Regions from separate parts of the Homo sapiens genome. Here region 1 is linked to region 2. Evidence: read pairs that join two places in POLR2A ChIA-PET (ENCODE). Cell type or tissue: A673. All regions are shown on one strand. Region 1 overlaps LRRC1 (leucine rich repeat containing 1). Region 2 overlaps LRRC1 (leucine rich repeat containing 1).

Evidence for each region. ChIA-PET counts read pairs that join two places held together with the same protein. Peaks named below come from ENCODE experiments on the same cell type or tissue, not always from the same donor. Only the 100,000 strongest peaks of a DNase experiment are listed, where the experiment ranks them.
Region 1: POLR2A ChIA-PET joins it to region 2 with 8 read pairs; 6 of 35 experiments call an interaction of 5 or more read pairs at or near these places.

The regions. Positions count from the first base shown.
Region 1 is chr6:53,807,010-53,811,009 of GRCh38, forward strand. All of the region lies in intron 1 of LRRC1 (leucine rich repeat containing 1), which reads left to right. Among named protein-coding and RNA genes, the nearest start is that of LRRC1, 14 kb to the left of the region's middle. In A673, no CTCF peak of the experiment used is centred here; DNase peaks (open chromatin) are centred at 1,542 and 1,972.
Region 2 is chr6:53,898,538-53,902,537 of GRCh38, forward strand. It overlaps LRRC1 (leucine rich repeat containing 1), which reads left to right. Exons shown (of 14, transcript NM_018214.5): 8 at 1,210-1,354. Among named protein-coding and RNA genes, the nearest start is that of MLIP-IT1, 98 kb to the right of the region's middle. In A673, no CTCF peak of the experiment used is centred here; no DNase peak of the experiment used is centred here.

The DNA.
Region 1 (4,000 bases), 92 kb before region 2:
GAAACTTCCCTTTATGTTGATTTTAGTACCTGAGAGATTGTATTTTGAGAAACAGTTTGGGGACTGACCATTAGAAATATCTATGGGTCAGTATCAGATTGAGGTGGCTTTGCAAGGAGTAAGTTAGGATCAAAGGCTACAGCTCTCTAGTCTCCTCCTGAATAGCTGGCTTCTCTGATGGGATGTTGGTGTCAGGCTTCAGAGACATCTTGGTTCAGGAATGGGGACTAGGGATGGGTCTCTGCCGGATCCTGACAGACCCTCCCTCCTCCTTCCCTCATTCACTCCACATGCTTATTGTTGAGTGCTGGCTGTGCTTCAGGCATCGTTCTATCTAGAAAGGCAAATAAATCTCTGTCTGTATGGAGCTTCCATTCTAGGTAAGGATGGAAAACAGATAAGAAAATATGAATTTCAGGTAGTTACAAAAGCTATAAAGAAAACAAAACAGAGAAGCCAGGCGCAGTGGCTTACGCCTGTAATCCCAGCACTTTGGGAGGCTGAGGCGGGCAAATCACCTGAGGTTGGGAGTTCAAAACCAGCCTGACCAACATGGAGAAACCCCATCTCTACTAAAAATACAAAATTAGCCAGGTGTGGTGGCGCATGCCTGTAATCCCAGCTACTTGGCAGGCTGAGGCAGAAGAATTGCTTGAACCCGGGAGATGGAGGTTGCAGTGAGCCAAGATCACGCCATTACACTCCAGCCTGGGCAACAAGAGTGAAACTCCGTGTCGTCAACAACAACAACAACAACAACAACAACAACAACACCCCCCAAAACAAGGAAGTACTGTAGAGAGTGATGCAAATGGAGATTTCTATTTAAGGCCTCTCTAAGGAAGTGACATTTGCATCGATGGAGTGGGGCAGCCATGTAAATATGGCAGAGCTTCCTGCAAAGCCTTGGGGATGAACTTGGTGAGTTTATGGGCAGAAAGAAGGCTAGTGCAGCTGGAGCCCTTGGCATGGGCAGTAGGAAATCCAGGTGAGGATATTGGCAGGGCCTGGAGGGCCTGGCAAGGAGAGTGGATGGGTTTTCATCAGTTGAAGTGTGGCAGATCATAAGCCTATGAGATACCTGATTTATGTTAGAGAGTTCACTCTGCCTGCTGATTAGAAATTAGATGATAGGAAGAGAAGAAGCAGGGAGACTGGGAGAGGGGGCTTTTATTGAGAGGTTCTAGTGAAGTGCTGCTGGTGACGTTGACTGTGGTGGTAGCAGTAAATGGTGAGATAGCTTGGGGGTAAAGTGGACAATACCTGCAGGATGTAGATTTTTGGTTGTATTGATGGGGAGGGGGTAGCAGAATTATTTATTGATTTAGGGAGGACTGGAAAAGGGAACTGCAGTATAGGAACTGCAAAGTACTTGAGTTGAGTCATGGCAGAAGTTTTTATGAGACCTAGAATTTAGGAGAGGAAACCTGGGTAATTGATAATTATAATAATGATAGTCAGCATTTTATGAGCAATGTGCCTCAGTCTGCTTTAAGCACTTCCTGTGATTAACTCTTTTAATCCTTACAACCATAGCTATATTTCACATAAACTGGTTTATTTTACAGATGAGGATACTGGGACATGGAGAGGGTAAATAACTTGCCAAGCAGCTACTAAGCAGAGTAGCAGAGCTGTGATTTGAAGTGATGCAGTCTAGCTCCAGATCCAGTGTTCCTTATCATGGACCTTCCTGCTTCAAGGTCAGACATGGGGAGACAGTGTTGTCTGCACCAAAAGCCACCTGATGAGCCATAAGTTGCATCTGTTCTGTGAAGGGGAACAGAGAGACATCCATGACCCCTGCACTCAAGCCTGAGTGACAGAGTGAGACCCTGTTTCAAAAACAAATAAATGAAAAGAAAAAGAGCACTGAGCTGCAATATCATTTAAGGAAAGGGGTCACTAAATATTAATGAGCTGATTCAAACATAATCTTTCAAAGATTAGTGACACCCATTCTTTGGTGCTGGATTTCCTACTTTCAGGATGTAACTTAACAGCTGAATCCTTATATACATACTTAAAGTCAAAGCACATCCGTCTGGGAAAACAGTAGGAAGCTCTCTGAACAGCAATGAGCATTTGTTTTCTCATAGCAGCACTCCAACTATAAGTCTGCTCATAATTATTCAGCTATTATATACTATTTTTTCCTGTTCTCAAAGCATATCAAGTGATTATGAGGAAATCATTAGTCTTGACTGTAAAGGTCAGTATTATAAAGAGGCTCTAATGTGCTTTCTGGAACTATACATATTTCAGTACTGTTATAAATGGATGCTAATAAAAGTTAAGGGAAAACAAGCATTTTACAATAGATCCATCTTATAACATATTACACTTATTCTCATACCTTGATTTTTGATAACTTCATTGCAAAATGGCAGGAGGAGGAAGGGGGCAGTGTTATTTATGCCCCACACCGCTGGTAACTATAGTGATTCACTGAAATTGCATGGGGACAGGAGCAAAGCGAATCAGATCTCTGTTCTTCAACCCAGTCACCATCCCTCTTTGGTAACTTACTGTTTAAAAGGAAATTTTGTATAAAGGTGGTTTTGGTAAGGTAAATACAGCAGAAGATATTTACTTGTGTACTTTATTTAGTTTTTAAAAAGTTTATATATTCTAAAATGTTTATTTCAATTTTCAGATACAGGTACAAGGTAAATCTGGTCCAAGAGAAGCATCAGGTAACTTCTGTGGTTTCAATTCACTGGTAGTTTCCCCTTAGTGGAGGGTTCAGCCCTAGAGAGACAGAGGAATGTATCTGGAATACTCTGGACTGCAAATAACAAAAATCTCAACCTAAAATGCCTTTAATGAAACAGGTATTTAGTTATCTCACACATCAGGAAGCCTGAAGGTAGGGGCAGTGCTGGGCGCTTGTATGACTTCCCCGTGACTTGGTCCTGTGGTGGTACCCTTAGCAGAGAAGAAAGGGATAGATAGAGTCACAGGCCAGCCCTGGCCACCAGCAAGGCTGACAGTGACAGTGTCTGGCTTTTTTATTTTATTTTAAATTTTGACTCTGTAGCGGGAAGCAGGTAGGCAAAGAATAGTTGGAAAAAGAGGTTGGGAATGAGTGTGGGGTGGGCACTGTGCAGTGTCTGCTGCAAGAAGGAAGGCAGGAAGGAAGGCAGGCAGACAGTGAGAGCCTGCCTGATTCTTGCAGACACCCTTCTTTCCCGTCAGGGAGTAGTAGATAAATGTTATGTCTCTCGTTTAACCCTATGTCTTCTGCCAAAAGCATAAGGACCATCTGCTCAGGAAAAATCTCTAGCAGGAATGATTCTGTTTCAAAGTATTCTTAAAAAAGCTTTTACGACTGGGCATGGTGGCTCACACCTGTAATCCCAGCACTTTGGGAGGCCGAGGCAGGCGGATCATGAGGTCAGGAGATAGAGACCATCTTGGCTAACATGGTGAAACCGTGTCTCTACTAAAAATACAAAAAATTAGCCGGGCGTGGTCGTGGGCACCTGTAGTCCCAGCTACTTGGGAGGCTGAGGCAGGAGAATGGCTTAAACCCAGGAGGTGGGGCTTGCAGTGAGCCGAGATCCGGCCACTGCACTCCAGCCTGGGCGACAGAGCGAGACTCCGTCTCAAAAAAAAAAAAGCTTTTACACGTAGACATTTTCCCTAGATTTTATTCTCACTTCTTGTGTGAGAAATTTTGAGAGAACAAAAACATACATAAATAGGGTATAATAAAAATTAAAGTGATCAATACACTTAGTTTCTAACTTGTTAATTTTCTGTCACTCAGTGATAGGACTAGCTCTCCCAGCCTCTGTGCCTTTCTTGGTGCTGTCCATTCTGCTCAGAATGCTATTCTCCAATGTCAGTGCCGCCTTCTCTGTGAAACCCTCCCAGGTCTCCAATCTGTCAACGTCTCTGCTCCCCCAGCCTTTGAGGTTTACTTTTCTAATGAGATTCATCAGGACAGGACTTAGCTGTGTATCTGTTTGTTTTCTATCAACTTATCATCAGGGAC
Region 2 (4,000 bases):
TGCTGTAAATGATTATTTAAAAATCTCATTTGCTCCTATAGTATAAATTTGTGTTAAATCAGCATAAACACACCAAAAAGTCTTAAATAATTAGAATGATTTTTCTTATCTTCAATGATGATGGAAAGAGAAAGATACAAAGGCATTGTTAAAAGGAATTAATGAAAAGTAAAACAACTTCAGGGATCTGGCCTGAAATTAGTATAAATCTAGTCTAGTTTCCTTTAGACAGGAAATACAGGGGCAGGATCATAAGGCAATATCAGGTGGATGATAAGCTGGAAAGAATAGATCAGACCAAATTAAATATAGATGGAGGAATTTGTACTCATGTAGACATCAGGGAGCCACAAGATGTTTTTTGAAAAGAAGGTGGTCCAATTATAGGACGAGAACTGGCTGTGTTTCAGGAAGGAAATGAGGAAGCACAGTTTATGGAATGGTCTCAGGAAAGGGGAAGTTAAGACTAGAGCCCAAGAGGCAGAGCTGACAGTCAAGGTAAAGGAGTAATGAGGTTAAGATTTAATATTGGGAAGTGGAATGGAAAAGTGGAGTCAGTGATAAGAGAGAAAGCTTGCACTTTGGGAATAGAAGAAAAGGTAGGTCTTGAATAGAATGTTAGACTCATGGAGGTACTTTACCTTATCCTGGTAGACTGTTTTCACTAAAGGCAGTATGCTGCTTTTAATGTTAAAGATACAGATAGGTATGTATGTTCCGGTTTTGCTGGGGAGCAATTGCATTGATGTTTGTGCTAACGAGTGCTACCTGTCATGGAAGGAAAATACAAAGTAGGTAGGTTCTTACCAGAGGAAATCCCAGGGTCACCCTGCAGTGTAAGCTGCTTACTAGAGATCAATTCCGAACTTGAAAAGCTAAATTCTAGCCTCCTTTTTCTTTTCTAATTGTGTGACCCTGCAGTCGTTTTTTCTCCTGTATCTTCACCTATTAAGTGGGAATGATTCCTTGCCTGCCTGAAAGGTGGAGGGCTTTGCATCCCTCCCAGCTCTGGGTCTGTGATTCATTCAACTTCCCACTTTCATTGGAAGGGGATCTAGGAATTTGCCCCTGCCTTCACATTTGGATTCATGCTAAAGATAACATCCTTAGGACCGCCCTGGGATTTAATTGTGAAAAATCACTGGAACAAATGCCTCTGCACTGTGGCAGGTTTAAGTGTGCGTTTATTTTTCCATGTCATTGTTATAGGAAATAGGAAATCTGAAGAACCTGCTGTGTTTAGATGTCTCTGAAAACAGGTTGGAAAGACTTCCTGAAGAAATCAGTGGCCTGACTTCATTAACGGATTTAGTCATTTCCCAGAACTTATTAGAAACGATTCCGGATGGCATTGGTAAGCATTGGAAATCACTAACTGCTAAACATACTGCCTGCCGTCGTCTTGAGGGTTTGGGGCACACTTTGATCCTTTGGTCACCACTTTCAGATGCTGAGGATGTGGCTCCTTAAAGTCTCCTTACTGTTTTTTTTTTTTTTTTTTTTTTTTTTTTTTTTTCTGAGATGGAGTCTCGCTCTGTCGCCCAGGCTGGAGTGCAGTGGTGCAATCTCAGCTCACTGCCAGCTCCGCCTCCTGGGTTCACACCATTCTCCTGCCTCAGCCTCCCGAATAGCTGGGACCACAGGCGCCCGCCACCACGCCCGGGTAATTTTTTGTATTTTTAGTAGAGACGGGGTTTCACCCTGTTAGCCAGGATGGTCTCGTTCTCCTGACCTCGTGATCCGCCCGCCTCCGCCTCCCAAAGTGCTGGGATTACAGATGTGAGCCACCATGCCCGGCCTTGCTGTTTGTTTTTAAAGAAGGAAAGCAAAGAGTATTTATTACAGCAGAAGTTTCTCTACATGCAGATGTTTCTGTCATCCTGGCTTGGTATCTATTACTGCTGTCGTTACTTTTAAGCATCGATTCATCTCTACTTCATCTGTATCTTCTCTCAATGATTTCATGAGGGATTACCCCAAATAATAAAATGTATTTAAGGCATATGAGCAGTCACTAAGAAATTTCTAATTTGGCATCCTAATAGTTCATGAGAAAATGACTGACTTATTCCATGACCTAAGGGAGGTGCTGAAAGAGTGGCGTAATTGAATTGAGCCTTTTTTAGTACATCGATCATCCTTTTATCATTCTGTGCTATTTTCTTTTAAAAAAAAATCAATCTAGACATTTTCTTTACTATGAAGGAACTTAGTCCAGTGTGAGAAATTAAACGCAGAGAAAGTATAAACAGATACGGACTTGGGAGCTCCATTGTAGCAAAGCCACTTTGAAGTTGAAAGAGACTGTATTTAACCATGGAGTTATCGTAGGATTGCTGTCTTTAATTTTATGCAGAACATCACATCAAAAGAAGTTTTTGAAAGGTTTTCAATAGTTGGAGAACTTGTATGGCAGAAGACCACTCCCTCCGTGGTATGTGGTCAAGATGAAAATTTCAGTAGAAATTCAGACATTGTGTTTTGGTTAAACCCAGCTGGAAAATCGGTAGGGGTTTTGGCTCTATGCGAGATGTTCACTGAGAATCGTTTATGGCATCTGAAAAGGGTTGTAGAGACTGGGCATGTTTTGTTGCTTGGAATAGGAAGCAGCAGCAAGCATGAGGCTGACTTCAAACGTTTAAAGGACTGTCTTCCAAAGAAAGAGATGTATTACAGCTTTCTGATCAAATGGGCAAAATGAAAGTATTGTGAATTTCATTTAAGAAAGAGCTTTAAAAAGCAAAGATGGCTGGGCATGGCTCACACTTGTAATCCTAGCACCTTGGGAGGCCAGGAGTTTAAGACCAGCTTGGGCATCATAGTGAGACTTCCTATCTACCAAAAATAAAATTATTAGCCAAGTGGGGTGGCACATGCCTGTAGTCCTAGCTACTCAGAAGCCTGAAGGGGAAGGATTGCTTGAGTCCAGGAGTAGGAGTTTGAGGCTGCGGTGAGCCGTGATTGTACCGGGGTACTCCAGCCTGGGCAATAGAGTGAGGCCCTGTCTCTTAAAAAAAAAAAAAGCAAAGATATGTTACAAATCAGTTTGGGCTGCTTAGTGAAGAAATGAGTACCTTGTCACTAGAAGTATTCAAGGAGAGGCTAGAAGACTAGTTGCCAGGAGACTTCTCTGTTGGGGTGAGATGTTTCGGTGCTTGGCTGTGCTATTCAGCATACCCTGCAGAAAATGCTAGTGGATCTCCTGACCGTGAGGGCAGGTGGAAACCCTCCAGTGACAGTGTTAGGCTATTGATTATGCTAAATAAAGAGCTTAAGAATTGGTTCCTTCTCCTATCTTGCCCTGTGGCTGCACCCGAGGCAAGATACGCCTTTCGGTATTTTTCTTTCTCCAGCTTTATGACTGTGTTAGAATAGAGGATGTTTTCTGATGTAGTGGGGAAAGTGTCAATGTGTTAGCCACTCAGTAGAGAATGAAGGGCGCCTGCTCTGTGGGCTTAATCCCATGACTTGTTGAAGTGAGAATCTGAATGACTTTACTAGTGGCTAGTGGGGACTCTGAGGAGGCTGCAGTAAGACTTGCTCTTCTTTCCCATGAACAGTGGGTATCACCAGGACGTCAAGTCTTCCTGGCCTGAGTGAAATAGACTCCATCCTTAATATGGCTTTCCAGAGGTTACCGCTTTATTCTGCACCTGTAGAAATACCGCACTGTAGGGATCTTCGTTGAGTCATTTTCATTCATAGGTGATTTAATAAACTATTTTTTTTTTGTTTATTATAAGGATAATGCTTGGAGTAAAATGAAAGTCTCCTCTGTGCATGAAACACCTCCACGGAGAGAAAGCTGTTTTGTTTTTCTGTAAATTTCTTGGCTTTGATGCAATGTTTTTATGCTTTTTAAAATGTTTTGTTTCTTATTGCTGACCGTTTTTGATGTTCTAAACAAATTATTTTAACTCCCAACCTTCAGTGATCTAAATGATAGAGTTTCATAATGTGAAAAGCTAGATGAGGAAAAAATAAGTAACTGTTTAAAACA